Regions from separate parts of the Homo sapiens genome. Here region 2 is linked to region 1. A link is an interaction called in ENCODE POLR2A ChIA-PET data of the cell type or tissue named here. Cell type or tissue: Panc1. All regions are shown on one strand. Each heading gives the region's core, and the rest is flanking DNA. Links, peaks and the distances in the headings are about the cores only.

Region 1 (16,559 bases), core at 4,676-12,675:
AATACATACATAAATATAAACATATACACTCATTCTCAAAATCTTTCTCGACCAGAAACCAAAAATAAAGGTCCCACTGTTGGAAGTAGGGATTGAACCTCAAGACCTGCGGGAGCTGGGTCTGGAAACAGGCTTTGGGCCTGTGGTAGCCAGCCTTCAGGATGGTCCCGGATGACACTTACCTCCTAGGTATTCATGCCCTTGTGTAGTCTCCTCCCACAGTGAATCAGGGCTGATCTGTTACTAGTAGAGTATGATGCAAGTGACAATGTGTGACTTCCAAACTAGGTCATAAAAGGCACTGCAGCTTCCATGTTGGTCTTTTGGATCACTGGATCTGGGGGAAACCAACCACTGTGTTGTGAGGACACGCAAGCAGTTCTGTGGAGGCTCACGTGGAGAGGAAAGAACCAGGGGACCAGCTACCTTGCAAATCAACCCTAACAACTTGGTTGATGACACAAAGACCACAAAGGAAAGAGTACATGAAGCAGGGCCCTTTGAACCTATGGAGCACAGTTTGGCACTATGTACCAATGACACTTGTTTTAATTAACAAACCAATATTGATACATTATTATTAACTATAGTCTATATTAAGGTTCTCTTTTTTTGTATTGTACAGATCTGTGGGGTTTTGACAAATGCATAATATTGTGTATCCACCATTACACTGTCATACAGAATAGTTTTTACTGCCCTGAAAAGCCTCTGTGCTCTACCTATTTAACCCTCTGCGCTCACACCAAACCCCTGGCAACCACTGACTGACCTTTTTACATTCCCTATAGTTCTGCTTTTTGCAGAATGTCATAGTAGAAATCATACACTATGTAGACTTTTCAGACTGGCTTCTTTCATGTAACAATATGCATTTGTTTCTTCCATGTCTTTTCTTAGCTTGGTAGCTCATTTCTTTCTGTTGCTGAATAATATTCCATTGAATGGATGTGCCAGACTTTGTTTATTCATTCACCTATTAAAGGACATCTTGGTGGCTTCCAGTTTCTGGCAATTGTGAATAAAGCTACTATAAATATTTATGTGCAGGTTTTTGTGTGGACATAAGTTTACAACTCAATTGGGTAAATATCTAGGAGTGCAATTACTGGATCATATGGTGCAAATATGTTTAGTTTTATAAGGAACTGCTGAACTCTTCCAAAGTAGCTGTAGCGTTTTGCATTCTCACCAGCAATGAAAGAGCATTCTGTTGCCAGCATTTGGTGTTGTCAGTTTTGTGGATTTTAGTCACTCTAAAAGATATGTAGTGAAATCTCATTTTAATTTGCAATCTCCTAATGACATATGATGTGGATCTTCATCTCTATGCTTATTTGTCACCTGCATATTTTCTTTAGTGAGGTGTAATTTTCAGACCTTTTGCCCATGTAAAAAATTAGGTTCTTTTCTTATTGTTGAGTTTTAAGTGTTTATAATTTTGAATACCAGTCCTTTATCAGTTAATGTGTTTTGCAAATAACTTCTAATCTTTGGCTTACCTTTTCATTCTCTTAACATTCTTTCACAGAGCAGAAGTTTTTAATTTTAATAAAGTTCAGTTTAAGAATTTTTTGTTCCATGGGTTGTGCTTTTGGTGTTGAATTTAAAAACTCATCGCCAAACCACAAACCACATAGATTGGTTCCTATATTAGCTTCTGTAAGTTTTGTAGTTTTATGTTTCACATTTAAGTCTAAGATCCATTTTGATCTAACTTTTATAAAAGGTGGAAGGACTGTCTGGATTTTCCCATTTGTTAAAAAGATTCTCCTCTTCCCTCTTCCTGCACTGAATTGCCTTTGCTTCTTTGACAAATATAATTTGACTATATTTATGTGGGTGTATTTCTGGGCTCTCTATTCTGTGCTGTTGATCAGTTTGTCTGTTTTTTCACCAATACCACACAGTCTTGCCTAATGTAGATTTATAGTAAGTCATAAAGTCAGGTAGTGTTAATCCTCTGACTTTGTTCCTTTTCAGGATTGTGTTGGTCATTCTAGGTCATTTGACTTCCCATATTAACTTTAGAATCTGTCAATATTCACAAAATAACTTATTCGAATTTTATTGGAATTGTGTTGAATCTATAGATAGGGTTGGGGAGAATTCTCGTCTTAAAATTATTGAGTTTTGCTATTCATGTACATGGAATATCTCTCCATTTATTTATATTTTCTTTGATTTTTGTCATCAGAGTTTTCTGTGTTTCCTTATATTGATCCTGTACATATTTTGTTGGATTTATGCCTAGGTATTTCATTATTTTTGGTGGTAATGTAAATGGCATTATGTTTCTAATTTCAGCTTCCAACTGTTCATTGATGGCATAAAGGAAAGCACTAAACTTTTAAATATTAACTTTATATTCTGTGAACTTCCTATAATCACTTATTAGTTCCAGGAGTCTTTTGTTGTTGAATCTTTGGGATTTTCTATGTTAGACAATCATGCCACACTGTACACAGAAATAAAGACAGCTTTATTTCTTCTTTCCCAATTGGCATGCCTTTTATTCTCTTTTCTTGTCTTATTGCACTAGCAAGAAATTCTAGTGCAATATTAAATAGGAGTGGCGAAAGGGGACATCTTTGCCTTGTTCCCAATATTAGGGGGGAAAACATCCAGTTTCTCATCATTAAGTATGATGTTAGTTGTAGAATTATTGTAACTCCCGTTTGTTAATTTGAGAATGTTTCCTATTACTCCTAGGTCGCTGCGAGTTTTTATTATGAAAGGGTGTTGGATTTTGGCAATGCCTTTTTTGCATCCATTGATATGATCGATCACATGATTTTCTTCTTAAACTTATTGATTTGATGAATTACATTAATTGATTTTTGAATGTTGAACCAGTTGTTCCTGCCTGGAATAAATCCTGCTTGGTCAAATCATGGTGTATAATGATTTTTATACATTGTTGGATTTGATTTGCTAATTTTTTTAAAAAAAAATTGGGGGTACATAGTAGGTATATATATTTATGGGGTACATGTGATATTTTGATTCAGGCATTCAATGTGTAATAATCACATCAGTGTAAGTGGGGTATCCATCACCTCAAGCATTTATCCTTTCTTTGTGTTACAAACAATCCAATTATACTCTTTTAGTTATTTTAAAATGTGCAATAAATTTTGTTGACTGTAGTCACCCTGTTGTGCTATCAAATACTAGATCTTATTCATTCTGTCTAACTATATTTTTGTACCCATTTACCATCCACATTTCCCTCCCTACTCCCCCAACTACCCTTCCCAGCCTCTGGTAAGCACCATTCTACCTTTATCTCCATGAGTTCAATTTTAAAAAACTTTTAGCTCCCCCAAATAAGTGAGAACATGCAAAGTTTGTCTTTCTGTGCCTGGCTTATTTCACTTAACATAATGACCTTCAGTTTCATCCATGTTGTTGCAAATGACAGGATCTCATTCTTTTTTTATGGCTGAATAGTACCCCATTGTGTATATGTACCACATTTTCTTTATTCATTCATCTATTGATGGACACTTACATTGCTTCTAAATGTTGGCTATTGTGAATAGTGCAGCAATAAACATGGGAGTGCAAATATCTCTTTGATATACTGATTTCCCTTCTTCTGGGTATTATCTAGAAATGGGATTGATGGATCATATGGTATCTCTATTTTTAGTTTTTTGATGAACTTCCAAACTGTTCTCCATAGTGTTTGTACCAATTTACATTCCCACCAACAGTGTATGAGGGTTGCCTTTTCTTTACATCCTCATCAGCATTTGTTATTGCCTGTCTTGGATAAAAGCCATTTTAACTGGGGTGAGATGATATCTCACTGTAGTTTTGATTTGCATTTCTCTGATGATGATAATGATGTTAAGCACCTTTTCCTACGCCTGTTTGCCATTTGTATGTCTTCTTTTGAGAAATGTCTATTCAGATGTTTTGCCCATTTTAAACTCAGATTATTAGATTTTTTTTCCTATTGAGTTGTTTGAGCTCCTTATATATTTTGGTTATTAATCTCCTATCAAATGGATAGTTTGCAGATATTTTCTCCCATTCTGTGGGTTGTCTCTTTACTTTGTTGATTGTTTCTTTTGCTGTGAAGAAGGTTTTTAACTTCATGTGATCCCATTTGTTCATTTTTGCTTTGGCCGACTGTGCTTGTAAGGTATTACTTTGCCCAGTCCAATGTCCAGGAGAGTTTCTCCAATGTTTTCTTTTAGTAGTTTCATCGTTTGTGGTCTTAGATTTCAATCTTTAATCCATTTTAATTTGATTTTTGTATATATTGCAGGAGATAGTCTAGTTTCATGCTTCTGCATATGGATATCCAGTTTCTCCAGCACCATTTATTGAAGAGACTGTCCTTTTCCCAATTTATATTCTTGGCATCTTTGTTTAAATAGATCAGATGGATTCGTTTCTGGGTTCTCTATTCTGTTCCATTAGTCTGTCTGTTTTTATGCCATTAACATACTGTTTTGGTTATTATAGCTCTGTAGTATAATTTGAAGCCAGGTAATGTGATTCCTCAAGTTTTGTTCCTTTTGCTCACAATAGCTTTGGGTATTCTGGGTCTTTTGTGGTTCTATATAAATTATAGAATTTTTTCTATTTCTATTAAGAATGTCACTGGTATTTTGATAGGAATTGCATTGACTCTGTAGATTGCTTTGGATAATATGGACATTTTAACAATATTGATTCTTCCAACCCATGAACATGGAATATCTCTATTTTTTGTGTCTTCCTCAATTTATTTTACCAATGTTTTATAGTTTTCATTGTAGAGATCTTTCACTATTTTGGTTAAGTTTATTGTTCGGTATTTTATTTGTGGCTATTCCCAATGGAATTACTTTCTTGATTTCTTTTTTAGATTGTTCATCCTTGGCATATAGAAATGCTACAGATTTTTGTATGCTGATTTTGTATTCTGCAACTTTAGTGAATTTATCTAACAGTTTTTTGGTGGAGCCTTTAGGTTTTTCCAAATAGAAGATCAGATTGTCTAAAAACAAGGGTAATTTGACTTCTTCTTTCCCAGTTTGGATGCCCTTTCTTTCTTTCTTTCTTTTGTCTGATTGCTCTAGCTAGGACTTCTAGTACTATGTTGAATAATAGTGTACTGGGCATCCTTGGCTTATTCCAGATCGTAAAGGAAAGGATTTTAGTTTTTCTCCATTCAGTATGATAGTAGTGATGGGTCTGTCATATATGTCATATATGGGTTTTATTATATTGCAGTACATTCCTTCTCTACCCAGTTTTTTGAGGGTTTTTATCATGAAGGGATGTTGAATTTTATCAAATGCTTTTTCAGCATCAATTAAAATGATCATGTAGTTTTTGTCCTTCATTCTTGTTGATAAGATGTATCACTGATTGAATTGCATATGTTGAACCATCCTTTTATTCCTGGGATGGATGTCACTTGGTCATAATTAATTATTATTATTATTTTTTGAGACAGACTTTCGCTCTTGTCGCCCAGGCTGGAGTGCAATGGCGCAATCTGCAATGGCTCACTGTGACCTCCGCCTCCCAGGTTCAAGCAATTCTCCTGCCTCAGCCTCCCAAGTAGGTGGGATTGCAGGCCCCCACCACCATGCCCAGGTAATTTTTGTATTTTTAGTAGAGATGAGGTTTCACCATATTACAGGCGTGAGTCACTATGCCCGGCCATGAATGATTTTTTAAATGTGTCTTTGAATTTGGTTTGCTAGTATTTTGTTGAGGATTTTTGCATCAATGATCATCAGGGATCCTGGCCTGTAGTTTTCTTTTTTTGATGTGTCTTTCTCTGGTTTTGGTATCAGAGTAATACTGGCCTTGTAGCATGAGTTTGGAAGTATTCCCTTCTCCTCTATTTTTCAGAATAGTTTGAGTAGGATTGGTATTAGTTCTTCTTTAAATGTTTGGTAAAATTCAGCAGTGCAGCAATTGGGTCCCGGGCTTTTCTTTGCTGTGAGACTTTTTATTATGGCTTTGATCTCATTGCTTGTTATTAGTCTGTTCAGGTTTTGGATTTCTTCATAGTTCAATCTGGGTAGGTTGATTTATCTATTTCTTCTAGATTTTCCAATTTATTGGCATATAGTTGCTCATAGTAGTGTCTAATAATAGTAGTGTCTTTGAATTTCTGCAGTATCAGTTTTAATGTCTCCTTTTCATCTCTGATTTTATTAGTGTCTCCTCTCTTTTTTTTTCTTAGTTGGGCTAAATTTATCAACATTGTTTGTCTTTTCAAAAAAACAAATTTTTGTTTCATTGATCTGTATTTTTTAATTTCAATTTTATTTACTTCTGCTCTGATCTTTATTTCTTCTACTGATTTTGGGTTTTGCTTTTGCTTTTCTAGTTTTTTAAGATGCATCATTAGATTATTTGAAGTTTTTCTACTTTTTTGATGTAGGTGCTTATTGCTGTAAATTTTCCTCTTAGTGCTGCTTTTGTTGTATCCCATAGGGTTTGGTATGTTGTGTTTCCGTATTCATTTATTTCAACAAATTTTTTTCTTTTTTCTTATTTTTTTCTACTTGTAAATTTTTTATACGATAACAAAATGTTTTTCACTTTCCTTCTTAAATTTCTTTATTGACCCACTAGTCATTTAGGAGCATATTGTTTAATTTCCATGTGCTTGGACAGTTTCCAAAATTCCTCTTGTTATTGGATTTCTAGTTTTATTCCACTGTGGTCAGAGAAGATACTTGATAGTATTTCAATTTTTGGGAATTTTTACATACTTGTTCTGGGGCCTAACATATGGTCTATCCTTGAGAATGATCTATGTGCAGAGAAGAATGTGTATTTTGCAGTCATTGGATAAACTGTTCTATAAATATCTTTTAGGTCCATTTGGTCTATAGATGGAATCTATAGTTCAGATTAAGTCCAATGTTTCTTTGTTGATTTTCTGTCTGGATGATCTGTTCAATGCTGCATGTGGGATGCTGAAGTCTCCAGTTATTGTACTGGAGTCTGTCTCTCTAGCTCTAATAATATATACTTTATATATCTGGGTGATCCAGTGTTGAGTGCATATAGGTTTACAATTGTTATATTCTCTTGATGAATTGACCCCTTTATTATATAATGATCTTCTTTGTCTCTTTTTATAGTTTTTGTCTTGAAATATACTGCTCTTTTTTGGTTTCCATTTGCAAGGAATGTCTTTTTCCATCCCTTTATTTTCAGTTTACGTGTGTCTTTAAAGTGTGTTTCTTGTAGGCAAGACATTATTGGGTCTTATTTTTTTAAAATCCATTCAGCCACCCTTCCTTCCTTCCCTTCCTTCCTCCCTCCCTCCCTCCCTCCCTGCCTGCCTGCCTTCTTTCCTTCCTTCCTTCCTTCCTTTCCTTCCTTCCTTTCCTTCCTTCCTTCCTTCCTTCCTTCCTTCCTTCCTTCCTTTCCTTCCTTCCTTCCTTCCTTCCTTCCTTCCTTCCTTCCTTCTTTCCTTTCTTTCTCTTTCTTTCTTTCGATGGAGCCTTTCTCTGTCACCCAGGCTGGAGTGCAGTAGCACAATCTTGGCTCACTGCAACCTCCAGCGCCCAGGTTCAAGCAATCTTCTTGCCTCAGCCTCCCAAGTAGCTGGGACTACAGACGCGCCATGATGCCTGGCTAGTTTTTTGTGTTTTTAGTAGAGAGACGGGGTTTTGCCATGTTGGCAAGGCTGGTCTCAAACTCCTGACCTCAGGTGATCCACCTACCTTGGCCTCCCAAAGTGCTGGGATTACAGGTGTAAGCCACTGTGGCCGGCCTACTTTATGTCTTCTAACTGGAGAGTTTAGTCCATTTGTCTTCAATGTTATTATTGATAAGCACTTACTCTTGCCATTTTGTTATTTGTTTTCTGGTTGTTTTGTAGTCTTCTTTTCCTTCTTTCCTTCCTTTCCATCTTCCTTTTAATGAAGGTGACTTCTCAGGTGGTATGTTTTAATTTCTTGCTATTACTTTTGTGTATCCATTGTATGTTTTTTTATTTGAGGCCACCATAAGGCTTGCAAATAATATCTTGTAACCCATTATTTTAAACTGATGACAACTTAACAATGATTGCATAAGCAAACTAACAAGCAAAGAGATGAATAAAAACTCTACACTTTAACTTCATCCCCTTGCTTTTGACTTTTTGTTGTTTCTATTTATATCTTATTATACTATGTCTTGAAAAGTTGTAGTTATTATTTTTGACAGGGTCATCATTTAGTCTTTCTACTCAAGAGATCAGTAGTTTACACACTACAGTTACAGTGTTATATTCTGTGTCTTTCTGTGTACTTATGATTATCTGTGAATTTTATACTTTCAGATGATTTTTTTTTTTTTTTTGAGACAGGGACTCACTGTCACCCTCGCTGGACTGCAATGGAGTGTGGCTCACTGCAGCCTCAACCTCCCAGGCTCAAGCAATCCTCTCATCCCAGACTTTCAAATAGTTGGGACTTCAGGCACATACCACCATGCCCAGCTAATTTTTACTTTTTGTAGAGATGGGGTTTCATTATGTTACCCAGGCTGGTCTTGAACTCCTGGACACAAGCAATCCCCCAACCTTGGCTTCCCAAAGGGCTGGGATTAAAGGTGTGAGCCCCCAGATGATTTCTTATTGCTCAATAACATCCTTTTTGTTTTTTTAATTGAAGAAATTCCTTTAGCATTTCTTGTAGGACAGATCTGGTGTTGATAAAATCCCTCAGGTTTTGTTTGTCTGGGAAAGTCGTTATTTTTCCTTCATGTTTGAAGGATATTTTCACTGGATAAATTCCAGTATAAAAAGGTTAGTTTTTCTTTAGCCCTTTAAGTATGTCATGCTAGTTTCTCTCCTGGCCTGTAAGGTTTCCACTAAGAAGTCTGTTACCAGATGTATTGGAGCTCCTTTGTATGTTATTTGTTTCTTTGGCTGCTTTTAGGATCCTTTTTTATCTTTGACTTTTGGGAGTCTGATTATTAAATGTCTTGAGGTAGTCTTATTTGGGTTAAATCTGCTTGGTGTTCTATATAACCTTCTTGTATTTGAATATTGATATATCTCTAGGTTTGAGAAGTTCTCTGTTATTATCCTTTTGAATAAACTTTCTACCCTAGTCCCTCTCTCTACTGCCTCTTTATGGCCAGTAACTCTTAGATTTGCCCTTTGGAGGCTATTTTCTAGATCTTGTAAGCATGCTTCATTCTTTCTTATTCTTTTTTCTTTTGTCTCCTGACTGTATTTTAAAATACACTGTCTTCAAGCTCATTAATTCTTTCTTCTGCTTGACAAATTCTGCTGTTAGGAGACTCTGATGCATTCTTCAGTATGTCAGTTGCATTTTTCAGCTCCAGAGTTTCTGCTTGGTTCTGTTTAATTATTTCAACTTCTTTGTTAAATTTATCTGATAGGATTCTGAATTTCTTCTCTGTTATCAACATGATTTTGTTGAGTTTCTTCAAAATGGCTATTTTGAATTATCTATCCAAATATTCATCAATCTCTGTCTGAGATTGGCCCCAGGTGGGTCCATAGATGTCGTCCAGAAGGCAGGGCCTGTAGTTGGGAACCTTAGGAGTCTACCTGATGCTCTATTCTACTGCGGCTGAGCTTGCATCCAAGCCACAAGACAAAGTCCTTTCCACTATTCCCTCCCCTTTCCTCAGGCAGAGGAGTCTCCCCATGGCCACCACTGTCCTAGGCCCGTGGTGAGTACTGCCTGGCTACCACCTATGTTCATTCAAGACCCAAGGGCTCTTCAGTCAGCTTATGGTGAATGCTTGTAGTCCTGATTCTCTCCTTTCAGGGCAGTGGGCTTACCTCTGGCCCAGTACAGGTCCAGAAATGCCATCCAGGAGCCAAGACCTGGAATCGGGGCCCCAGAGTCCCACTTGGTACTCGGTACTCTACCCAACTGTGGCCAAGCTGGTACCCAAGCTGCAAGACAAAGTCCCCTTTACTCTTCCCTCTCCTTTCCTTAGGCAGAAGGGGTCTCTCCCTGAGGCCACCGTAGCTGGGAATGTACTGGGTCACACATGAAGCCAGTGTGGCTCTGAGTCTCACCCAAGGCCTGCGGCCAGTACTACTTGGCTAACACTGCTGATTATTCAAGGCCAAAGGGCCCTTTAGTCAGCAGGTGATGAATTTTGCCAGAACTGGGTCCTTCTGTTCTGGCAGTAGGTTCCTTTCTGGTAAGTTTAGAAATGTCATCCAGAAGCTAGAGCCTGGAACGAGTGCCTCAGACCTCTGCTTAGTGTCCTATTCTACTGTGGCTGAGCTAGTATCCAATTTGCCAAAAAAAAAGCCCTGTTTACTCTTCTCCTCCTCTCCTCAAGCAGAGGGAAAGAGTCTTTCCTGGAGCTGTAAGCTGTGCTGCCTGGAGTTGGGGGAGAGATGACACAAGCACTCCCTTGATCACCCCAGCTGGTGTCTCACTAGGTCACATGCCTCCCAAGTACACTGGCTCCGAACACAGCATAGCACCAGGACTTGCCCAGGAATTGCAGTCCTTCTGGTCCAGACGGCCTTCCAAATTTATTTAGGACCCCAGAGCACTTTAGCCCACTTTGGCGGGGTTTGCCAGAACTCACGTTCTGACTGCTGGGATGGATGATTTGCCCCTGGCTAGGACATGGGCACTCGCGAAGTTCTGCCCCGTTGCTTTCCACTGTGAGAGGGCGGCACTGAGTTCCATTGCAGTGTCCCACAATCACTGTGCTCTCTTCCAGAAGTGCACATATTCTCTCTCCATACCACACTCAGTGCCTCTTTCTTTAATATGATTTTAATATCAAGTACTGTAATCACTTGTCTGATTTTTGGCTCCTATGAAGGTGCTTTTTTGTGTGGATCATTGTGCAATTTGGTGTTCTTGCAGGGTAGACAATTGCTGGAGGCTTCTTTTCAGCCATCTTGCTCCACCTCCTCCTGATTTGCTAGTATTTTATTGAGGAGTTGTACATCTGTGTTCCTGAGAGATTGGTTTTTAATTTTCCTTTATTATAATATCTTAATCTCGTTTCGGTATTAGGGTAGTGCTGGCCTCATAGGATGAGTTAAGAAGTATTCCCTCTGCTTCCGTTTTCTGGAAGAAATTGCAGAGAATTGATACTATTTATTCCTTAAACATTTGGTTTCACCAGTGAAACCAGTGAAACCATCTGGGTCTTGTACTTTCTTTTTTTGGAAGGTTACTAATTATTAATTCAGTATAAAACCAGCCTTGCATTTTAAGAATGAGTGAGAGGCATACAGTTTAATTCCATCACAACTGATCAGAAAACATACTTCACATAACTTCAATTATTTTAAATTTGTTAAAGTTTGTTTTATGTCCCAGGATATGGTCTATCTTGGTAAATGTTCCATGTGCACTTGAAAAAAAAATGTGTATTCTGCTGCTGTTGGATGGAATGTTCTAGAAATGTCACTTAAATGTTGTTGCTCATGTTGTTAATTTCTTCTAATCTTTGATGATTTTTTTTTTTTTGTCTAATGGTTCTATCAGTTAGTGATAGAAGGATGTTGAAGTCCACGCTGTAATTGTGGATTTATCTATTTCTTCTTTCAATTCTGTCAGTTTTCACATTATTTTATAACTTTGTTGTTCAGTGCATACTATTTTAGGGTTGTTGAGTCCTCTTGGCTTGGGGTTTGCTCATTTTCTTAAATCTGAAGATTTACACCTTCCACCAAATTTGGGGAGTTTTCAGCTATGATTTCTTTAAGTATATTTTCAGCACTGCACTCTTTCTCTTGTCCTTATGGAACTTCAATAGCTCTAAAGAGTATTTAGATCTTGGAGTATTTTCCCATAGGTCCTTAAAGTCCTATTCATTTTTAAAAAATCTATTGTCTTTTTTTTCCTCTGTTCAGACTGTGTAACTTTTATTGGTTTGTCTTCAAGTTCAATGTTTCTTTCCTCTGTCATCTCCACTCTGCCATTGTGTCCATCCAATGAGTTTGTTTCTGTTATTGTGTATATATATATATTTTTAAGTTCTAAAACTTCCATCTGGGGCTGGGTGTGGTGGCTCATGCCTGTAATCCCAGCACTTTGGGAGGCTGAGGCGGGCAGATCACTTTAGTCCGTGAGTTTCAGACCAGCCTGGGCAACATGGCGAAACTCCATCTCTATAAAAAATACAAAAAATTAGCTGCGCATGAAGGCATGTGCCTGTAGTCCCAGCTATTCACGATGCTGAGGTGGAAGGATCGCTTGAGCCCAAGAGGTGGAGCTTGCAGGTGAGCTGAGATCACGCCACAGCGCTCCAGCCTGGGTGACAGAGACAAACCCTGTCTCAAAAGAAATAAGTTAATAAATAAAAAATAAAATAGGCTGGGCACAGTGGCTCACACCTGTAATCCCAGCGCTTTGGGAGGCTGAGGCAGGCAGACTGCTTGAGCACAAGAGTTTGAGAGCAGCCTGGGCAATGTAGTGAGACCCTGTCTCTATTTTTTTAAAAATGATTTAAAATAAAATAAATCTTCCATTTGGGGTTTCTTTTTCTTTTTTTTTCTTTTTTTAAGATGGAGTTTCACTCTTTGTTGTCCAGGCTGGAGTGCAATGGCACAATCTTGACTCACCACAACCTCCGCCTCCCGGGTTTAAGCGATTCTCCTGCCTCAGCCTCCCAAGAAGCTGGGATTACAGGTGCACGCCACCACGCCCAGCTAATTTTGTATTTTTAGCACAGACGGGGTTTCTCCATGTTGGTCAGGCTGGTCTCAAACTCCTGACCTCAGGTGATCCGCCCACCTTGGGCTCCCAAAATGCTGGGATTACAGGCATGAGCCACCGCACCCGGCTGGGGTTTCTTTGTATCTTTTATTTATTGAACCTTTGTTTTTTGAGTGTTCATAGTTTCTTGTTAAAAGTGTTTTTGTTTGTTTTTTAATGATAGCTGCTTTAAAAATCCTTGCCAGACAATCCCAACATCAGTACCATCTTGGTATTGGCATCTGTTGATTGCCTGTTCTCATTCTGGTTGACTTTTTCTGTTTTCTGACATGACAAGTAATATTCAATATTATCAGTACTTTGGGTATTATGAAACTCTGATTCCTTTTTATATTTTCTACTTTAGCATGCATTCAACCTGCTTCAATTCAGAATGCACATCATGACTCACTTCTGTGGTCTGTGAGTTTGAATGTCAGTTTGGTTTCAAATTCAGCGTTATCTTGGTCTGCTCTGCCTGTGTGCTACCCAGAGACCAGTGGATACCCAGAAACCCGAGTGGTATTCCACAGCATAGCTCAGTTCTTAAAGCTTTTGCTGTGTTAATTCTGATGAGTTTCACACATAGGCCACTTGGGGATGTGCACAAATTGAAAGACGCTTTTTCCGCAGCTCCCTCCTCTCTGTTATTCTGCCCACACTCTCTGTGAGGGGGTAGGTGCTGCCTCTGTTACTGCAGGACAGGTGGTAGTCAACAGGGCTCTACCCTAGAGTGTCCATAGCATCCCATGGGAAGAAGGAGGAGGGAGGGGGTGTCACCTCTTATCCCATTAGTGCAGGATGGGGCTCATTAATAGAGCTCCACTTGTCTCCAGAATCACTGGTGAGGAAGGGGAGTGTTGCCCCCACATTCGTGCACAGCAGGGATGGTTCACCGAACTCCACACCAGTCTCTGCAGAGCCTGTTGGGGAGAGGAGGGCTGTGGTTTCTTTGATGGTGTTCACCTGGAGTAGAGCAAGTATTGTCAAAAGGGTCATCCTCGGAGGTTGCAGTGAGCCGAGATCGCACCATTGCACTGCAGCCTGGGAGACAGAGCAAGACTCCATCTCAAAAAAAAAAAAAAAAAAAAAGGCCATCCTTCATTACTGTCCTCTTCTAGGTCCTTTGACTAGAGAAAGCATTTTCCTTAGGACTTTTGTTGTCTGTGCTTGTTGGTCATTTCAGATTGTGCCTTCCTCTAGTGCCCAGGTTGAAATACGTGAACACTACGAAAGCCTCTGGGAACTCCCTGCCAGGTCATCCCTTGAGACTTAAGTTTCCTTGCCAGTCTGCCTAGTTTACTTCACCTTTAGAGGTTTCTGATAGTTGCTTTATGTATTTTGTCTAGTTTTTAGTTGTAATTAGCAGAAGGAATAGGGTGGAGTCCACTTACTTTATCTTGTGTGAACATGGAAGCCCCATGTATTTTTTAAATAAACTTTTTGAGGTGTAATTTACATGAAATAAAATGTACCCATTTAAAGTATACATTTCCATGAGATTGACAAATGTGTATATCCATGTAACCCTAACCACAATCAAGATATAGAACACTCCCATTACCCCAAAAGGTTCCCTTTGTCTTCCTTCCTAGTCAGTTTCCTCCATCCTGAGCCTCAGACCTGGCCTGATTTCTGCCAGTGTAAGTTGAACTTGTCTTTTCTAGAGTTCCATATGAAGAAAATCACATAGAACGTAATGTTTGTAAAAGTCTGGGCCGGGCACGGTGGCTCACGCCTGTAATCCCAGCACTTTTGGAGGCCAAGGTGGGTGGATCACAAGGTCAGGAGATCGAGACCATCCTGGCCAACATGGTGAAACTCCATCTCTACTAAAAATACAAAAATTAGCTGGGCATGGTGGCACATGCCTGTAATCCCAGCTACTCAGGAGGCTGAGGCAGGAGAATCGCTTGAACCAGGGAGTCGGAGGTTGCAATGAGCCGAGATCGCGCCACAGCGCTCCAGCCTGGTGACAGAGTGAGCTTCCGTCTCAAAAAAAAAAAAAAGTCTGGTTCCTTTTACTTATTATAATATCTGTGAGATTCATCCATATTGTTGGCATTTCAGTAGTTCATTCCTTTTTATGTTTGTTTTTGCTTTCATTTGAATTGTCACTATCCTATGCTCTTGCCTGACAGACCCTGAGAGCCTACTGACCACAGCAGCTCCTGTTACCACGGCTGCCGTTTCTGCTCTCAATGCTACTGCTCATTGATCCCAGGGAGGAAAATTCTGGTGCATCACTTAGTATTTATTTCAGGTATGGTTAGGACATTTCAGAATAAAGGATGGCTTCTTCTGGATGTATCTGAATTGATCTGCTGTCATATACTTATGAATCACATGCTCAGACCAAAGTACATAAAAAAGTCATTCTCTTTCCAGACAATTTTAGGGGTTTGTAACCTTGGTCTTATATTGCTCCATGGCCTATGAATTAGTAACAGGACTAGTGAAATTCCTAGTAACATAGTCCTGTTACTACAAGATTACCCATATCCTTTGATGATCCATCTACTGCAAACTCATAGAATTTACTGGACAGTCTTCTTCATTTTATGTAAGAATGACCACTGTATCATCATATGTCAATGTCCTGCATAACTGTCACCACCCCTCCATGCCGAATACCTGGTAGCTTGTGATGAGTTGAGAACCTCACTAAACAGTCTTATCCACATCCTCAGGTTCTCTGAGGTTTTCCTTCTGTCCAGTCCATGCACTTGTACCCCTGGTGGTCGAAGTACAGTCACGCACTGCGTATGATGTTCTCATCAGTGGTGGGCTGCATACACAGCAGTGGTCCCATAAAACCATAATGAAGCTCAAAAATTCCTATTGCCAACTGGCATAACGTCATGTAGTGACACATGACCTTTTCTATGTTTAGATCTGTTCAGATACACAAATCCTTACCACTGTATTCCAATTGCCTGTAGTATTCAACAGTCACTGTACAAACCTGCTGTATAGTTTTGTAGCCTAGGAGCTACAGGTTGTACCGTATAGCCTAGGTGTGTGGTAGGTAGGCTATACTATACAGATTTGTGTAAGTATACTCTATGATGTTCACACAATGGTGAAATCTCCTAATGACACATTTCTCAGAATGTCTCCCCATCACTTTGGCCAGCTGACTCAGTTTGTGATGGCAATTGTGAGACCAGTTGAAGGGCGATCTGACCTGTATATTCTCTTGGTTAATTGTATTTACAAATTGGATACATGATTTCTCTGATTGCTCTCTTCACAAACTACATTTGAATATACAAATGAAGTGCTAAGTGGTTTTTATACAGGGAAACAAAGCCAGTTTTGTTTTCTACCAATGCAAGTTTGGATAAATTCTTTTCAAGAAGATGACTAAATATTTCCCATTTAGCAAAGTCCTCAGATAAAGAGATGCCAGGTATTTCTCGTTATGTTGGTTTCTGTATTACTATCTGTTCAGACACAAGCGTCCTTAAAAATGTGCTTAGTTGTAATTTCTTCATAGATTTCAACCAAAACAACATATTGCAAGATTGAATGCAGAAGTAGATGTGAGAACTCATTCTATTAAGCCAAGCGTAAATGTTTAAAAATGTAAAATAATACCACTCTTCTGATATGTTTTGGGAGAAAATATGTTTGTGGAAAATATACCTATCAAAGAAATATCAGAAACCTTCCAAACTGAAGGACATGTGTATCCAGATTAAAATGACCTTCCAAATGCTTAACATAGTAAACAAAAAACAGGAGGAAAAGGAGGGGAGAAAAGAAAAAAAGAAGACTCACACAAGGCCGTGTTACGACATTTCATCATACCATAGATAAATCAGATCCTGAAAGATTTCAGAAAGGAATATGAGATCACACATAAAGGAACAGGAATCA
Region 2 (16,559 bases), core at 3,988-11,987, 52 kb after region 1:
AATAGTGACCCCAATACAAAGAATTTTATGCTCTGCTGCCATAGCTAAGGGGAGCCCTTAGGACCTTGTACTTTTCCTATTTCTGTAAGTGTAACGAGTGTAGCTAATAATGGGGTACAGAGCCCATTCACTTTAGGATTGGTAGAATCTGCATTTGGTGCTATGTGTCTTCTACCCTTTGATGTAAAACACTTGGCTCAAACTTGCTTGTCTGCTAGTGCATATCTGACGTGGTATTTAAATTGGCAAGAACTGTGTGCAGACCAGGCTAGACAGAACCATATTGCTGGACATGGAGACATTACAGAGGATATGCTATTGGGTAATGGCCCTTATTCAGACCTGGAACGTCAAATGGCACTCCCAGACGCTGCTTATCAGCAGTGTGCACAGGCTGCTAAACACACCTGGGCCACAATTCCTGAAGAGGGAGTCCCAGTACTGTCCTTTTTACATATCATGCAAGGGTCACAGGAACCCTACGCGCAGTTTCTTGCAAGATTACAAGAGGCAGTGAAGCATCAAATTCCTCTTGCCACTGCCACGGAAATGCTAACCTTAACTTTAGCTTTTGAGAATGCAAACGCAGATTGTAAACGTGCACTGGCACCTGTGAGGTGTACAAAAAACTTTTCTCAGAGCTTGTCAGGATGTAGGAACTGAGCTTCATGGGTCTTCAATGTTAGCGCAAGCAATGGCTAATCTAGCAGTTGACAAATCTAAAAGGAGCCAAGGATTAAGCCCTAAAGTAGGAAAATGTTATAATTGTGGAAAAACTGGACATTTTAAAAAGGAATGCTGCCAGATCTCAGGACAGAAAGGATCTTATAATGCAGTACCCCTCCCTCCATAGTGGAAAACATGCCAGGACTCTCCTCGCTGTAACAAAGGAAATCACTGGGGTAATCAGTGCCGCTCAAGATTTCATCAGAATGGCATCCCCCACTGTCGGGAAACGAGAAGGGGGCCTGGACCTGGGTCCCTCAAACAATGAGGGCATTCCCAGTTCAGACCACAACCCCATTTCAGGGGCGGGTCCCAGGAGAAACATTGATTCCCTCATTCCAGGAACACCCAGAAGTGCAGGATTAGATCTCCCAGTCAGAGAACAGGTAATGTTAGTTGGTGGAGACAAACCTATCAAAATTCCCACTGGCATCTGGGGACCTTTACCAGCAGGATACAGGGGACTAATTTTAGGCAAAAGCCACCTTAACTTGCAAAGCATTACTGTAGTCCCAGGAGTTGTTGACTCTGATTATGAAGGAGAAATTCAAGTAGTTTTAATGTCACAAGATCTTTGGGTTTTTGAACTGGGAGAATATATAGCACAATTATTGCTTATTCCCTGCAAATTATACCCTTCTCCACTAAAGGAGAAACAAGGAAATAAAGGGTTTGGGAGCACAACTACACGAGAAATCTATTTATCACAATCTATAGCCTCTAGTAGGCCCACCTGTGTAGTACAAATTAAAGGAAAGAAATTTTATGGGCTTATGGACACAAGAGCTGATGTGTCAGTAATATCCAGTAAGGACTGGCCCCCAGCATGGCCTCTCAGAATAACTGCCACATCCCTAGTGGGAGTAGGAGCAGCTAAAAGTGTTCAACAGAGTGCTGAGATTTTTATCTTGTCTTGGTCTGGATGGACAATCATGTACTTTTCAGCCTTATGTTGAAAATATAGCTATCAATTTATGGCTATAAATTGATAGCCATATCAGTTTATCGAGATTTACAGCATGGGATATGAGACTTACATATGAAAACTTTGATAACCCAGGATTTAAAATGTTGAAGGACATGGGATATCAGAGTGGGAAAGGTTTAGGGAAATCCCTACAAGGAAACCCTAACCCGATATCAGTAACTGGAAAGGCAGGTTAAACCCCGCAGGGAGATTCTTCTTTAGATTCCCCGCGGCAATTAACCAGAGGCAGAAGTTGAGTTCGGCAATGGCATGCCTCCCAGCTACAGCTACAGAAACCTTTGATTTCATTATCCCTCAGACAAAATTTTGCAGTTTTATAAAGTCCATTCTTTCATTCTTCCTGTGATTACTCATCACAAGCTTATTCCAGGTGGCCAGACTTATTTTACTGATGGCTCTTCCAAAGGTCATGCAGCTATTTATGGACCTAAACATACTCAAACAATAATGACCTCTGGGGTTTCAGCTCAACACTCAGAGTTGATTGCAGTCATTCAGGTTTTACAGCTCACAGCTGCAGATCCTATCAACATTGTCTGTGATTCAGCCTATGTTGTGAATGTAACCAGTCGCATAGAAACTGCTACAATTAAAAGTACTCTAGACCCCGAACTGCTTAATTTGTTTCACTTATTCTCATATGCTGCCTGCTACATGCCAAACAGGTGAGACAGCTGGTCATGTACGGCCACATTGTCTGTCATCATTTGCTCATATGGGGATTCCTAAACAATTAAAAACTGACAATGGACCCGCTTATACTAGTCATGCTTTTCAAAATTTCTTACAGCTTTGGGCTATAACCCATAAAACAGGAATTCCTTACATCCCTTGAGGACAAGGCATTATAGAGCGGGTACATCAAACATTACAATGTATGTTGAATAAACAAAAAGGGGGATTAGGAGACCAGTTACCACCTCAAACAAAATTACATTTAGCTTTATTTACTTTAAATTTTTTGATTCCTGGTATGGATGGTAAGACTCCAGCAGAAAGACATTGGCAAGTGTTAGAGGAAAAGAGGAAAGTGTATCCAAAAGTGTTATGGAAATCCCCAGAAGAAGGACAATGGAAAGGTCTGGTGGCTTTACTGACATGGGGAAGAGGGTATGCTTGTGTTTTTACAGGAGATGGACAAACTGTGTGGTTGCCCTCAAGGTGTGTGTGACCATGGAACAGGAGACTGGAGGAACCCAGGGTGGCCAGCCATGGGCCTGGCCCCTCCAGTATAGGCCATGAGCCAGCTGAGCTTGAGTGCGAAGATGCGGAGAAGGCCGACCGGGGTCACGACACAGTCTTAATGTTACATTTGTAAAGAATATCACCACTCAATTTATGGTTTGTGGGTTTTTTTTTTTTTGGTTTTTTGTTTTGTTTTGTTTTGTTTTTTTTGAGGTGGAGCCTTTCTCTGTCACCCAGGCTGCAGTGCAGTGGTGCAATCTTGGCTCACCGCAAACTCTGCCTCCCGGGTTGACACCATTCTCCTGCCTCAGCCTCCCGAGTAGCTGGGACTACAGGCACCTGCCACCATGCCTGGCTAATTCTTTGTATTTTCAGTAGGGATGGGGTTTCACCATGTTGGCCAGGATGGTCTCAATCTCCTGACCTCATGATCTGCCCGCCTCGGCCTCCCAAAGTGCTTGGATTACAGGTGTGAGCCACTGCGCCCAGCACGGTTTGTGTTTTTAATCCTTATGTCTTTCTGGCAGCTAAAAAGCACCAGCTCCAGGTAAACAACACCCAATTGACCTGTAAATCTTGTCAGTTATATCACTGCATTAATCACAGCACATTGCAAACACAGAATACCTCTACTTTGATCATTCTGGGTCGCATCCCTGGACTGTGGATTCCTGTTCATCCATCCAAGCCTTGGGCTGCCACCCCTGCTTTACGCTTTGTGAAACATCTTCTAACTCAGCTTACTCACTGTGTCCGTAGAGCCTTAGGCATGATCATTTTTACTATTGTTTCCTTAGTCACACTGATAACTTCTGTTGTGATGTCCTCTGTAGCTTTGCATAATTCTGCTCAAATGGCTCAGTACACAGAGAACTGGACACAGCCAACCAAGTACAGCCAACCAAGTGTGGCTACTTCAGAATAAAATTAACACTGAGTTACAAACTGAAGTGACAGTGTTGAAATCCCCATGGTTAGGGGAACAAGTGCAAAGGTTACAATTGCAACAGCAATTGTGCTGTCATTTTAATCACACTCATATTTGTGTAGCCAACTTAGATTATAACCAAAGTGAGTATCCGTGGGACCTTGTGAAAGCTCATTTGCAGGGAGCTTTCACATCCAACATCACCTTTGATATTGGTGAATTATAAAACAAAATTCTTGATTTACATAGGCAAACTCAAGAGTTTCAGCCTTCTTTAGAAGACTGGACCGAATTCCAGCAAGGCCTGGAGAGCCTCAACCCTTGGACCTATCTAAGGCCCCACATTAACATCTTATATGTAGTTCTTGGAATAATGTTGTTTTGTCTCTGTCTTCTGTTCATCGTCTGTGAAATCCGTTGGACTGCCAATTGGAAAATGAGAGCTGCCCAGCCTGGCCTTACGTTCTTTCAATTAATTCATAAACAGAATGGGGGAATGTTGGGAGCTGAAAAGGCCAAAGGGATCATGACCAACTCAGCATTCCACTGGAGGCTATGTGATCAAACAGCAAACTGTTTATCATGAATGCAGGATGTGGGCAAACCCACGACTGCGCCTGCTGCCAGGAGGTTTGCCAAGAGCAATCACTCCCTGGCGCCATGCTCATTGAGGTTGTCTACTGGGACATCCAGAGCCTATCGTTTGAAGAATGCAGTCTTGCAAGCCTGCTGTAAATCAAACTGCTGACCAACAATCACCATCACCTCTTCTCACTATCTCTTTTGCCTAATAAATGCGAAGGGCTCTAAAGCTCAGGGCCCTTGTTCACTAGAAGCAAGGAGCCCCCTGACCCCTTCTTTCAAATATGCTCTCTTGTCTTCGTCTTTTATTCCCATGTTTGCCCCCTTTGTTCAGCTCCCCAAGGTCCATGCAGGTTACAAGCCCATCCGGGAATTTGTTCTTGTTGTTCTCATTTTATTTTTTAGTTCTAACATTTCCACTTTATTCTTCCTTATATGTTCTATTTTATTTGCTTCAACTTTCCATCTTGGCTGAGTGTGGTGGTTCACACCTGTAATCCCTGCACTTTGGGAGGATGAGGCAGGCAGATTGCTTGAGACCAAGAGTTTGAGCAACAGCAAAGGTGTGTCTCTAAGCTAAAACACCTACAGCCTCAAAAGCAGAATGTGCATTCTGAAAGGGCCTCTGCAAATCTGAAGTTTGGAAACATAGCTGAGATGGATGGGGTCTGAGGTCCCCAAGGTGGAACTGCCAAAACTCCCAACCACCTTCTTCTCCCTTTGAGCTCCTATGGCTCTCTTCTTTTACTCAATGGAGAAAACCTTCTGGATTTGAAGTATCAAATGTATAAATGTCTGACAGTATCTTGACTGTATATTTTATACCTTAAAGGGTTTAAGAATTCTGGTTAAGGGACAGTCTCTAATGGTGAAATTTCAGACATTCATCAGTAGATGGAGTTGATACATTTGAGCCTTATCACAGTCTTAGGAGGCTCCAGGAATCAGAGACATGGTCTCCACTTAAATGCCCATATCTTCTCCTCAAAGAAGCTTCCAATGGGCTGCCCAGGTTCTGCTTGAATATCTCCACTGACAGGGAAGCCACTACCTCCAGGAGTAGAAGCTTTCACCTTTGGATAGTCTGTGTATTGAGTGAAAAGGCCTGCGGGAATGGGGATTAGACCAGCTCTTGTGCTTGTGGGTGGAAGTGAGTACATGAGGCCAACTCTGAAGGTCCTAAATTTGATGGGCAGCAGGAGGGGGAGGGGAGATGCCTTGCTGTGTCAGTATCATCAGGGTGTGGCTGGGACTGTCTAGTACTGCACAAAACATAAGGCTTGGGTGAAACTGTAGCCAAAACTCTTATAAATTCTATGGTGGACATTTGGTGACATTTGTCTTTTCCGGTAATAGCACTTTGGTTTTCATTTGGGGAAGCACTCCTTCTCCACTCTTGGCCATGATGTTCAAGTGGAACTAATGCAACACTCAGCTCCAGGAGTGGTCATGTGACTCAAGCCCTTAAATACAGTGACTGATTTAGGAATGGACATGTCTTAGTCCATTCTGGCTGCTGTAACAAAATACCATACCTTGGGTGATTCATAAACAACAGAAATTTACTTCTCAGAGTTCTGGAGGCTGGGAAGTCCAAGATCAAGGCAGATTTCATGTCTGGTGAGAGCAAGCTTTCTGGCTCATAGATGGTGCCTTCTTGCTGCATCCCCACATATGAAAGGAGTGAGAGGTCTCTCTTGGGCTTCTTTTTATAAAAGAACTAATCCTGCTGGGCGCAGTGGCTCACGCCTGTAATCCCAGCACTTTGGGAGGCTGAGGTGGGCAGATCACCTGAGGTTGGGAATTCAAGACCAGCCTGACCAACATGGAGAAACTCAGTCTACTAAAAATACAAAATTAGCCGAGGTGGTGGCGCATGCCCGTGATCCCAGCTACTTGGGAGGCTGAGGCAGGAGAATCGCTTGAACCCACGAGGCGGAGGTTATGGAGAGCCAAGATCGCACCATTGCACTCCAGCCTGGGCAACAAGGGCGAAACTCCGTCTCAAAAAAAAAAAAGAGCTCATCCTATTCATCAGGACTCTACCCTCATGACCTAATTACCTCCCAAAGTCTCTATCTCTTAATACCATCACCTTGTGGGTTAGAAATTTCAACATATGAATTTGGGGAGTGGGACACAAACATTCCAACTATAACTGGCTCCACAGTACAGAGCAAACAGCAGAGCTACTGGGGCCAGACAGAGTGCCACTATGGTTGGGTTCTGCTGAGGGTTCTCTTCCTGGCTTACAGACAGCTGTCTTCTTGCTGTATCCTCACATGTGAGAGATAAAGAATGGGAAGAGCTAGAGAAAAACGAGAGGGAGAGTGCACGCTCTTTGCTGTCTCTTTTCTCTAATCCCATCATGAGGGCCCTACCCTCATGATTTCTTTTTTTTTTTTTTTTTTTTGAGATGGAGTTTCATTCTTGTTGCCCAGGCTAGAGTGCAATGGTGCGATCTTGGCTCACTGCAACCTCCGCCTCCCAGTTTCAAGCGATTCTCCCACCTCAGCCTCTGAGTAGCTGGGACCACAGGCATGTGCCACCATGCCCGGCTAATTTTGTATTCCCAGTAGAGACGGGGTTTCTCCATGTTGGTCAGGCTGGTCTGGAGCTCCTGACCTCGGGTGATCCTCCCATCTCCGCCTCCCAAAGTGCTGGGATCACAGGAGTGAGCCACCGTGCCCATTCATGATTTCTAAACCTCATTACCTCCCTGTTGTGCCAAACCCTTACTGACTCCAATGGGGATGGCATCAGGTTCAAGAGGCCAAAGAAGAGACCTAGAGCCAGCAAATGAGACATGAGGTTTTATTTGGGGCTTACATACAGGAGAGAGAGTCCAGTGGTGGTGGGCTGGATAGGAGAACTGCGGTACATACAGTCCAGTGGTGGCAGGCTGGATGGGATAACCACATGGCTCAGTGGTGGTGGCCTGGGCAGAAGAACCACAACTGCTTGTAAAAGACATGCAGTTTATATAGCATTTTCACTTAGCACCCTCCCCCAACAGTCTCCACCTAGCAACTTCACCTGACCTAAAACAAAAGGTCTCGATCCCCTGTATGGCCCGCATTCCACAGGATGGGCCATAGGTTCCTCATAGACTCAGATGTTCCTCATACACAAGGAAGGAATCTCCAAGTTGGCTACTCCCAGATTTCCTAGCTTGGAACCCACATTAAGGTGCGTCTGCCATACAGAGTCATTCTCAGGGTATACTTAATTTATTGCTATTAGGTGCATTTATCATGCACTCCCAAAGGCCCTATCTCCAAATACCAGTACCTTGGAGGTTAGGGTTTTAGCATATGAATTTAGGGGCAACATAGTTCAGTTCATAGCAAAAAGTTAATCCCCAATTCTTCTGGGTGTAGTTACTAATTAAAAGAGAACCCTGATTATAGTAGAGCCAGCAGTGTCAGAATCTAGATGACCCTTAAGCTTTCCACTTTATGGGCCAATAAATTCTTTTTGCTCGTCTAAATTGAATTTTCTGCCACTTGCAACTAAAAGATTCTTGAGTAATATGATCCACAAACTCGCAGATCACTTGATCTCCAAAGGCTGTACTTGCTGGGTAATCAGTTGCTTTGGGTGTGTGTGTAATGACTGCAGGAGGTTCTTACACTTAAGCCTTCATCAGAATCACCTGCAGAACTTGGTAGAGCCCAGATTGCTGTGCTTCAACCCCAGTTCCTCATTCTGTAGGTCTAAGGTGCAACTTGAGAATTTCCATTTCTAACAAGTTCTGAAATGATGCTGATGCTGTTAGTCTGGGAATCCCACTTTGAAAAATGGTGAAATGGAAGCCCTTGCCTCCTGAAATGAGGACACCTGGAATCTTTGTGGCCCAAGATTGAGACAAGGGGTAGGATGAAACTTTTCTTTAGTGGGAAAGAACCATTTTGGTATGTCCTGGGAGTCCTCAGGAAGTTCAGTCCTTACTCTTAGCTCCCAAAGGGGAGGTATTACAGTTCCAGAAGAGATTTTCTTAGAGATCCTTTAAAAATGTCTGCTGTGCCTCCCTACAGGGCTTTTCTATTGCACTCAGAAAAAATTCAGGTGCCTTACAAGGCATTTCATGATCTGGCTTTGCCGGGGAAAGTGGAAGGGATCAGAATCCTTCATTCCCTTGACTCTTCTCTCATGTTCTATGTCAGTAGCTACAGGGCTTATACATGCTGGAATTTCCTGGGCCACTCTGACAGCAAGGAGCATTTTTCAGGCTATGAGATGTAGCAAAATTAATCTTCAAAATAACAAAAAACACACCAGCTCTTCTCCTCAGCTCTCTAAATGTCTAGGAAATTCTTATTCTGTGTTGGTCTAAGCTAAACTATATCTCTCAGATGCTTTGGAGCCCAAAAATAGTTCTTAGACTCCCAAGTATGTACTCAGATATTTGGATTGGGAATTGTGATCAGTAGATCATAGTGGCTACAAATAATGACCCATGGCTTTAGGAGGATTCACCAAGCAGTGTGTACCAAGGGCCAAGACGGGTCTTAATGGCTCCAGGAGATCAGGAAAGTGGCTCTTCACCTTGTAGCAAGGCAACAGGAAGCTAACTCAACCATAAGAAATGCAGTGATATGTGTTTTGCCTAGAGTGGCTTATGTAATCCTTATCCCAACATCACTATTATTACCCCTCTTTTACGGAAGGGAAAGCTGAGGCTTAGTGACATAGAATAACTTGCCTATGGCTACATGTGGTAGCTTGAAAAATGGCCTCTCAAAGGTACCAGGTTCTAATCTCTTACCTTGCATGGAAACGGGGCCTCTGCAGATGTGATTAAGTCAAGGATCTTGAGATGGGAAGGCTGTCATGGATTAGCAGGGTGGGCCTTAAATGCAGTTGCATGTATATAAGAGGAAAGTAGAGGAAGATTTGACCCCACACACACAGAAAAGAAGGTACTGTGACTACAGAGATGAGAGATTTGAAGCTGCCGACCTTGAAGATTGAAGTGCTGTGACCATAAGCCAAGGAATGATAGCAGCCACTAGAAGCTGGAAGAGCCAAGAACAGACTGTCCCCTAGGACCCCCAGAGGGAGCATAGCCCTGGCAACGCCTTGGTTTTGCCCCAGTGATACTGATTTCAGACTTCTGGCCTTCAGAATTGTGAAAGAGTAAATTGTGGAAGAATCCATTTCTTTTGTTTTAAGCCACCTTATCTGTAGTAATTTTGTACAACAGCCTCCGGAAACTAAAACACATACGCCCAGAAATGTGCCCAAGTCTGTCTGGCCCCAGTAGCTCTGCTGTTTGCTCTGTACTGTGGAGCCATGCAGGAGGAAACAAATGCTACCCCCAATGTTCTGCACTAATAGAGATGGAGTGGGCATGGGAACCCACATAGGACCATTATTTGGCTTGTGAACATTGTGTACTTTTTTTTTAATTATGAAGATTTATTTTGCTACATGTGGAGCCTGAAAAATGCCCCTTGGTTCAGGCTTCTGAGTAACCAAGTGTTGACCTAGTGGGCCCATAGTGGCTGGATACTGAGGAGGGGTGATGGGCAGGGACAACTTAGGATGAGGGGTGTGCTACAGATGACCCCCAGATGGGACAATCATGTTGATGTGAAAGTGATATTGTCAGATAGGCTAACAGATTCTAAGTAGTATCAGAAGCTGCCAGGTTAGCTTGCCACTCTGTCATCGATTTAGCTGGTAGGAACACATCGAGCCCATATAGATTAAGATGACTTATTACTTACACAGACAACAATGGTATTGCTCCCCATGGCCCTTGATCACAGGATGACACTGGAACAGAAGGGGCCAAGTGACATGCAACAGAGGTGATGGGTCCCTGATGCTGAGGAGCCAATTATATGCTGCAGCAAAGCAGCTTTACAGCCTGCAGCTGTACCCTGAGGGGAGGAGGGGAAGTGGACAGGCCCGCTTCATCAGAACCAGCAAGGCAGATGAGAAATGGCCATGACAGTCTTCCTGTAGATAGAGAGGTGGGTGAGAGATGGCCTTGTGGCAGCTCCTGGCAAGCTCACCTGACTTCTCATGATCTGGGTGACCATGGGGTATCCCTCCAAGACTTAGGTCAGCAGTGGTTAAGCCTTGCCCTGTAGCCTAGGTAAAAATGTGCAAGGTTGTCAGGGCACCAGCATGGAGGAGTTCCCCTACAAATATGAGCCCTTCAGAGTGAAAAGGCAAGAACTTAGATTTTGCCACTTCTTTGAGTCTTCATTTTTGTATGAAGACTCGTGTGTGTGTGTGTGTGTGTGTGTGTGTGTGTGTGTATAACAGGGTCTTGCTCTGTTGCCAGGTTGGAGTGCAGTGGTGCAATCACAGCTTACTGCAGCCTCAACCTCCCACGCTCAGGTAATCCTCCCACCTCAGCCTCCCAAGTAGCTGGGACTACAGGCGCACACCACCATGCCTGGTGAATTTTTTAATTTTTTTGTAGAGATATCGTCTCACTATGTTGCCTGGGCTGGTCTCAAATTTTCAGGCTCAAGCTATCCTTTCGCCTCAGCCTCCTGAAGTGCTGGGATTACAGCAGTGAGCTACTACACCTGGTCCCATTTTAACCATTTTTAAGTGTAGGTTCAGTGGCATAAAGTACATTCAACATTGTTGTGCAACCATCATCACCATCCATCTCCAGAACTTTTCCCCTTCCCCAGTTGAAACTCTGTACCTTTTAAACAATGACTCCCTGTGCCCTTCCCTTAGCTCCTGGCAACCATCATTCCACTCACTTTCTGTTGCTGAGTACGTTTTTTACTGCAAGCTCAGTACTAACCCCTGCCTCCTTGATATTGCTCTGCTTTGTATATGAGTTGAATCCTTGAAGGTTGAATATGCACATGACACAGTTCATCTACATGCCTTGGTCTCAGCATGTTCTCTTTGACTAGAAGAGTCTTTAACAGCACAGCCATGCCTTCTGTTTCTCTGAATCCCACATTCCGAATGTCCTGCCATGCTGTTGGTATAGACAAGATGTCTGTTCATTGTGAGTTCTTGGTACCTGATGGTGAAGTTGGGTAGGGCACAGACTTTGCTGAATTCCCATGAGGTATCTGAGTCCAAGGCTTTAGAGCAGGTCATACCACAGGGAAGGGACTTTCCCAAGCAAATTGCTGGTTTTCCACCAAATCCATGAGGCCGAGCATGTGGTCAGTTCCCCTGAAACTTTCATCTTGATTGCATTCTAGATGACATGCCCAGCTTGCTTACATTCTCCAGCCATGTCAGGTATGGCCATGTGACTAGGTTTTGACAATGGAACTGGAGCGGAAGTGTCCTGGGACTCAAGCTGAAGACACTGGACCAGTGTCTTCCACTACTTCCTCCTCCTTCTAGCTGGAACTTTGACACAACATCCTAAGTTGGGGATCACAACAATGTGCTAGAGGATTGCAGGGCCACCCTCCTCCCAACCTGGGACTCTGGATGACTTCATGGAACAAGCCTGCCTACTTCCCTGGACTGTTATGTGAGAGGAAGATAATGCTCTGTCTTGTATAAGCCATTTCATTTCGGGGCTAGCCTTTGCCCTAACTATTACAACCACAGAGAAGGCTGAGATAGAACCTGGACCTCCTGACTCCCAGGCCATCCCTACACCATAGTACAAGGGGTATTAGATTGGAGGAGAAAGAGAAGTGAGTGTGGCAAAGCTATCTTCAGTGGCAGCAGGAGAAATGCCTCTGCTCTTGCCTGAAGGTACTTTCTGTCTGGGCCTCAGCCTTAACATCTCACTCCTGGTTGTTTGCAGTGGCTTCCTACTTGGTTTTCCTATTTCCAGCCTTTCTTATGCTGGCTAACCCTCCTTACCATAATCAGAACAGTCTTTCCAATACCTATGTGGTCTCTGGAACAGACATTTCATCCAGTAGCCATTCCTTTCCATTGTTTCCCTTCTTGGAAGAGCCTATCTTCCAAGACAGATGGTGAAATATTAGTAATTTGTTCTCCAGTGTCCCTTGCAGCAAGGATTGGCCATGTAGCCAATGGGACACATTGACATTGTTGTATATGGTAATTTTTATGTTTAATTTTTTAGGTATTTCCAAAGTGGCTCTACCATTTTACATTCCCACTAGTGATGAATGAGGGTTCCAATTTCTCCACATCCTCCCCAACACTTGTTATTGTTTCTCTTTTATTATAGCCATCCTATTAGGTGTCTAGCCAATGAGAACTGTGGGAACGTCTGTCAGAGGACTTTGGGGAAAGATTTTCCTCCTTAACAAAGAGATATATGGAACAAAGACATCACAAGAAAAGAAAACTGCAGACAAATATCCCTTATGAATAAAGATGCAAAGATTCTCAACAAAATAGCAAACTGAATCCAGCAACACAAAAAAAGACTATACACCATGACCAGAAATGCAAGGATGATTTAATATCCAAAAATCAATCCATAAAATACATAACATCAATAGAATAAGGAAAAACCAAACGATCATCTCAACAGACACAGAAAAAGCATTTGACAAAATCTAACACCCTTTCATAATAAAAATGTTCAACAAACTAGGAATAAAAAAGAATTTCCTCAGCCTGATAAAGAACATCTATTAAAAAACCAACAGCTAATATAATATTTAATGATTAATGATTGAGGCCAGGTATGGTGGCTCTCGCCTGTAATCCCAGCACTTTGGGAGGCTGAGGCAGGTGGACTGCTTGATCTCAGGAGTTTGAGACTAGCCTGGGAAACATGGTGAAACCACATCTCTAAAAAACATATAAAAATTAGCCAGGTGTGGTGGTGTGTACCTGCAGTCCCAGCTACTTGGGAGGCTGAGGTGGGAGGGTCATTTAAGTCCAGGAGGCAGAGACTGCAGTGAGCCAATATTGCACCATTGCACTCCAGCCTGGGTGACAGAGTGAGAACCTGTGTCAAAAATAAATAAATAAATAAATAAGTAAATAAAAAAGATTGAATGCTTTGTTCCTAACATCAGGAACTAGACAAGAATGCCCATTATTACTATTTCTATTCAGCATTGTACTGGAGGCTCTGGCCAATGCAATAAGGTAATAAAAGAAGCTAAAAGGCATCCAGATTTAAAAGGGAGAGGTAAAACCATTTCTATATGCATATGACATGATCTTGCATATAGACGATACTAAGGAATACACAAAAAACTATTAGAGCTAATAAACAAGCTCAGCAAAGTTGTAAGATACAATATAAATATACAAAAATATTTGTATACCTATATACCAGCAATGAATAATCTGAACATGAAATTAAAAACCAAATCTCTTTATAATACTATTGAAAATAATAAAATAATTAGATATAAATTTAACAAAAGAAATGCAAGACTTGTACACTGAAAACTACAAAACATTGCTGGAAAACATGAAAATGTATAAATAAATGTAGACATATACTATGTTCATGGATTAGAAGACCTAATATTTTTTAAATGACAACACTCTTCAAACTGATCTAAACATTCAATAAAATCTTTATCAAAATCCGAATGGCATTTTTAGCAGAAATGGAAAAACAAATTCTAAAATGGCAGTAGCTTCTTGTTCAGGGCTCCTTGTTAGTGAGATAATCTTCCTGTCTTCACTGATCCTCCTGACCTTCACCTGATGCTGTCCTATGTGGGAAAATGGAACACTGGAAAGCCAACACATTTTTTTTTCTTTGTCTCTGGACTTCACTATCCTAGTAAGTGAACAAAGTCTTGACTATTAATTTCATTTGGCTTATTGTCCTAACTGACCATCTCAACACCTGTCATCTTGACAATCTTAAATTATTAAATATAACAATCAAAAGACAGATTGGCAGGGTATATATGTTGTTTATGATAAACTCATTTCAAATTCAACAATTTAGGTGGCTGAAAGTAAGCGATATAATAAGATATATTATGCAAATTTTAGTTTAAAAAATAGAAGTGGCTAAATGAATATCAGATACAGTGGACTTCAGAACCATGAAATTTACTAGAGTCAAAGAGGGATATTACATAAGAATAAAAGGATCAATCCACTAGGAAGACAAAACAATATTAAATGTGCAGGCACCAAGCAACAGAGACTTAAATATGTAAAGCCAAAGCTAATAAAACTGAAAGGAGAAATAGACAAGTCCACAATTACAGTCAGGGGCATAAACAACCCAATCTCAACAATCAATTGAACTACTAGGTAGAAAATCAGTGAGGATTTAGAGGATCTGAACAACACCATTAAACAACGGTATCTAATAGGCATGTATAAAATACTCCAACCAACAACACAGAATATAATTAGTTTCAAGAACCCAAGAAGTATATACCAACATAGACATATCCTGGACCATGAAAGAAACCTCAGCAAATTTAAAAGAATTATAATTATAGAGTATGTTCTCTGACAAAAATGGAATAAGCCTACAAATCAATAGCATAAAGGCAGAAAATCTCTAAACATGTGGAAAGTAAACAACATACTTCTAAATAATCTATGGCTCAAAGAAGAAGTTTAAAGGGAAATTTAAAAACTACATAAAACCAAATAAAAGTAAAAATACAAGATATCAAAATATGTGGGATGCAGCAAAAGTAATGCTGAGAGGAAAATTTATAGCACTAAATGCTTAACTAGAAAAGATGAAAGGTCTCAAATTAGCAATTTAAGTTAGTACCTCTAGAAACTAGAAAAACAAGAGCAACATAAATTCAAAACTAGCATAAGGAAAGAAACAGTAAAATTCAGGGCAGATATAAATAAAATCAAAAACAGAAAAACTAGAAAAACTGCAAAAAAGCTGATTTATTAAAAAATAAATAAAATTGATAAGCCTCTAGCAAGATGGAAAACAAAAAGAAGATACAAATCACTAGTACCACAAAGAAACAGGGAATGCCAATATAGATCTTGTAGCCTTTAAAAAGATAATAAGGAAATACTGTAAATACATTGATGCTCATAAATTTGATAACTTAGAAGAAATGAAACAATTCCTAAAAAATAAAAAAAAACTTCCAAAACCCAACCAGGATGAAACAGATAGTTTGGTCAGTCCTAAAATCATTAAAATGGCCAGGCACGGTGGTTCATGCCTGTAATCCCAGCACTTTGGGAGGCTGAGGCTGGTGGATCACCTGAGGTCAGGAGTTTGAGACCAGCCTGGCCAACCTGGTGAAACCCTGTCTCTACTAAAAATTCAAAAATTAGCTGGGCATGGTGGCAGATGCCTGTAATCCCACTACTCAGGAGGCTGAGGTAGGAGAATCACTTGAACCTGGGAGGTGGAGGTTGGGAGCCAAGATCGTGCCATTACACTCCAGCCTGGGTGACAAAGCGAGACTCTGTCTCAAAAAAAAAAAAAATTCATTAAAATAACTGAATTCATAATTAAAATGCTCCAAGCTGGATAATTCTACCAAACATTTGAAAAACACAACACCAATTTTACACAATCTCCTCCAAAAAATAGAAGCAGAGGAAACACTTCTCAATTCATTTCATGAGGCCAATATTATGAGACGAAATAAAAAGAAAGAAAATTACAGACCAGTATCTCTTATTAATTCTGATGCAAAAATCCTTGACAAAATATAAGCAAGCCAAATCCAACAATGCATAAAAATAATTATTCACCATTATCAAGTTAGATTTATTACAGCTATGGTAGTTCAACATTCAAAAATCAATCAATCCACCATATCAACAAGCCAAGGAAAGAAAAGCATATAATCATATGAATTGATGCAAAAAGAAAGCATTTGACAAAATCCAAAACTCATTAAGTCTCCCAGCAAGTCATAAATAGTGCAAAATTATTTCAACTTGATAAAGAACATGTAAAACAATTATACAAAACAAAAAAATCCACAGCTAATATACGTAATGGTGAAAGACTGCTTTCCTCTTATGATGCTTTCCTAATGGCGCTTTCCTCCTAAGACGGAAACAAGGATGTTCTGCCTCACCGCTGTTATTCTACACGATACTGGAAGGTCTAGCCCCTGCAACAAGGGAAGAAAAAGAAATAAAATGCCCCACGTCACAAAGGAAGACAGAAAACTGTACTATTTATAGGTAACCTGTTTGACTATGTAGAAAATCTAGAGGAATTTAAAATGCAACAAACAAACTCCAACTAAAAAGTGAGTTTACAAGGTCATAAGACACTAGATAAACACACAA

What was found. Peaks named below come from ENCODE experiments on the same cell type or tissue, not always from the same donor. Only the 100,000 strongest peaks of a DNase experiment are listed, where the experiment ranks them.
Region 2: POLR2A ChIA-PET joins it to region 1 with 15 read pairs; 8 of 35 experiments call an interaction of 5 or more read pairs at or near these places.

Annotation. Positions count from the first base shown.
Region 1 is chr20:1,344,881-1,361,439 of GRCh38, forward strand. All of the region lies in intron 2 of FKBP1A-SDCBP2 (FKBP1A-SDCBP2 readthrough (NMD candidate)), which reads right to left. The region is part of intron 1 of SDCBP2-AS1 (SDCBP2 antisense RNA 1); the gene reads left to right. Among named protein-coding and RNA genes, the nearest start is that of SDCBP2, 24 kb to the left of the region's middle. In Panc1, for the core only: no CTCF peak of the experiment used is centred there; no DNase peak of the experiment used is centred there.
Region 2 is chr20:1,397,937-1,414,495 of GRCh38, forward strand. It overlaps LOC105372497 (a long non-coding RNA gene), which reads right to left. Exons shown (of 6, transcript XR_937193.3): 4 at 13,176-16,378; 5 at 10,433-10,511; 6 at 7,210-7,347. Among named protein-coding and RNA genes, the nearest start is that of FKBP1A-SDCBP2, 13 kb to the left of the region's middle. In Panc1, for the core only: no CTCF peak of the experiment used is centred there; no DNase peak of the experiment used is centred there; H3K27ac peaks cover 6,227 bases.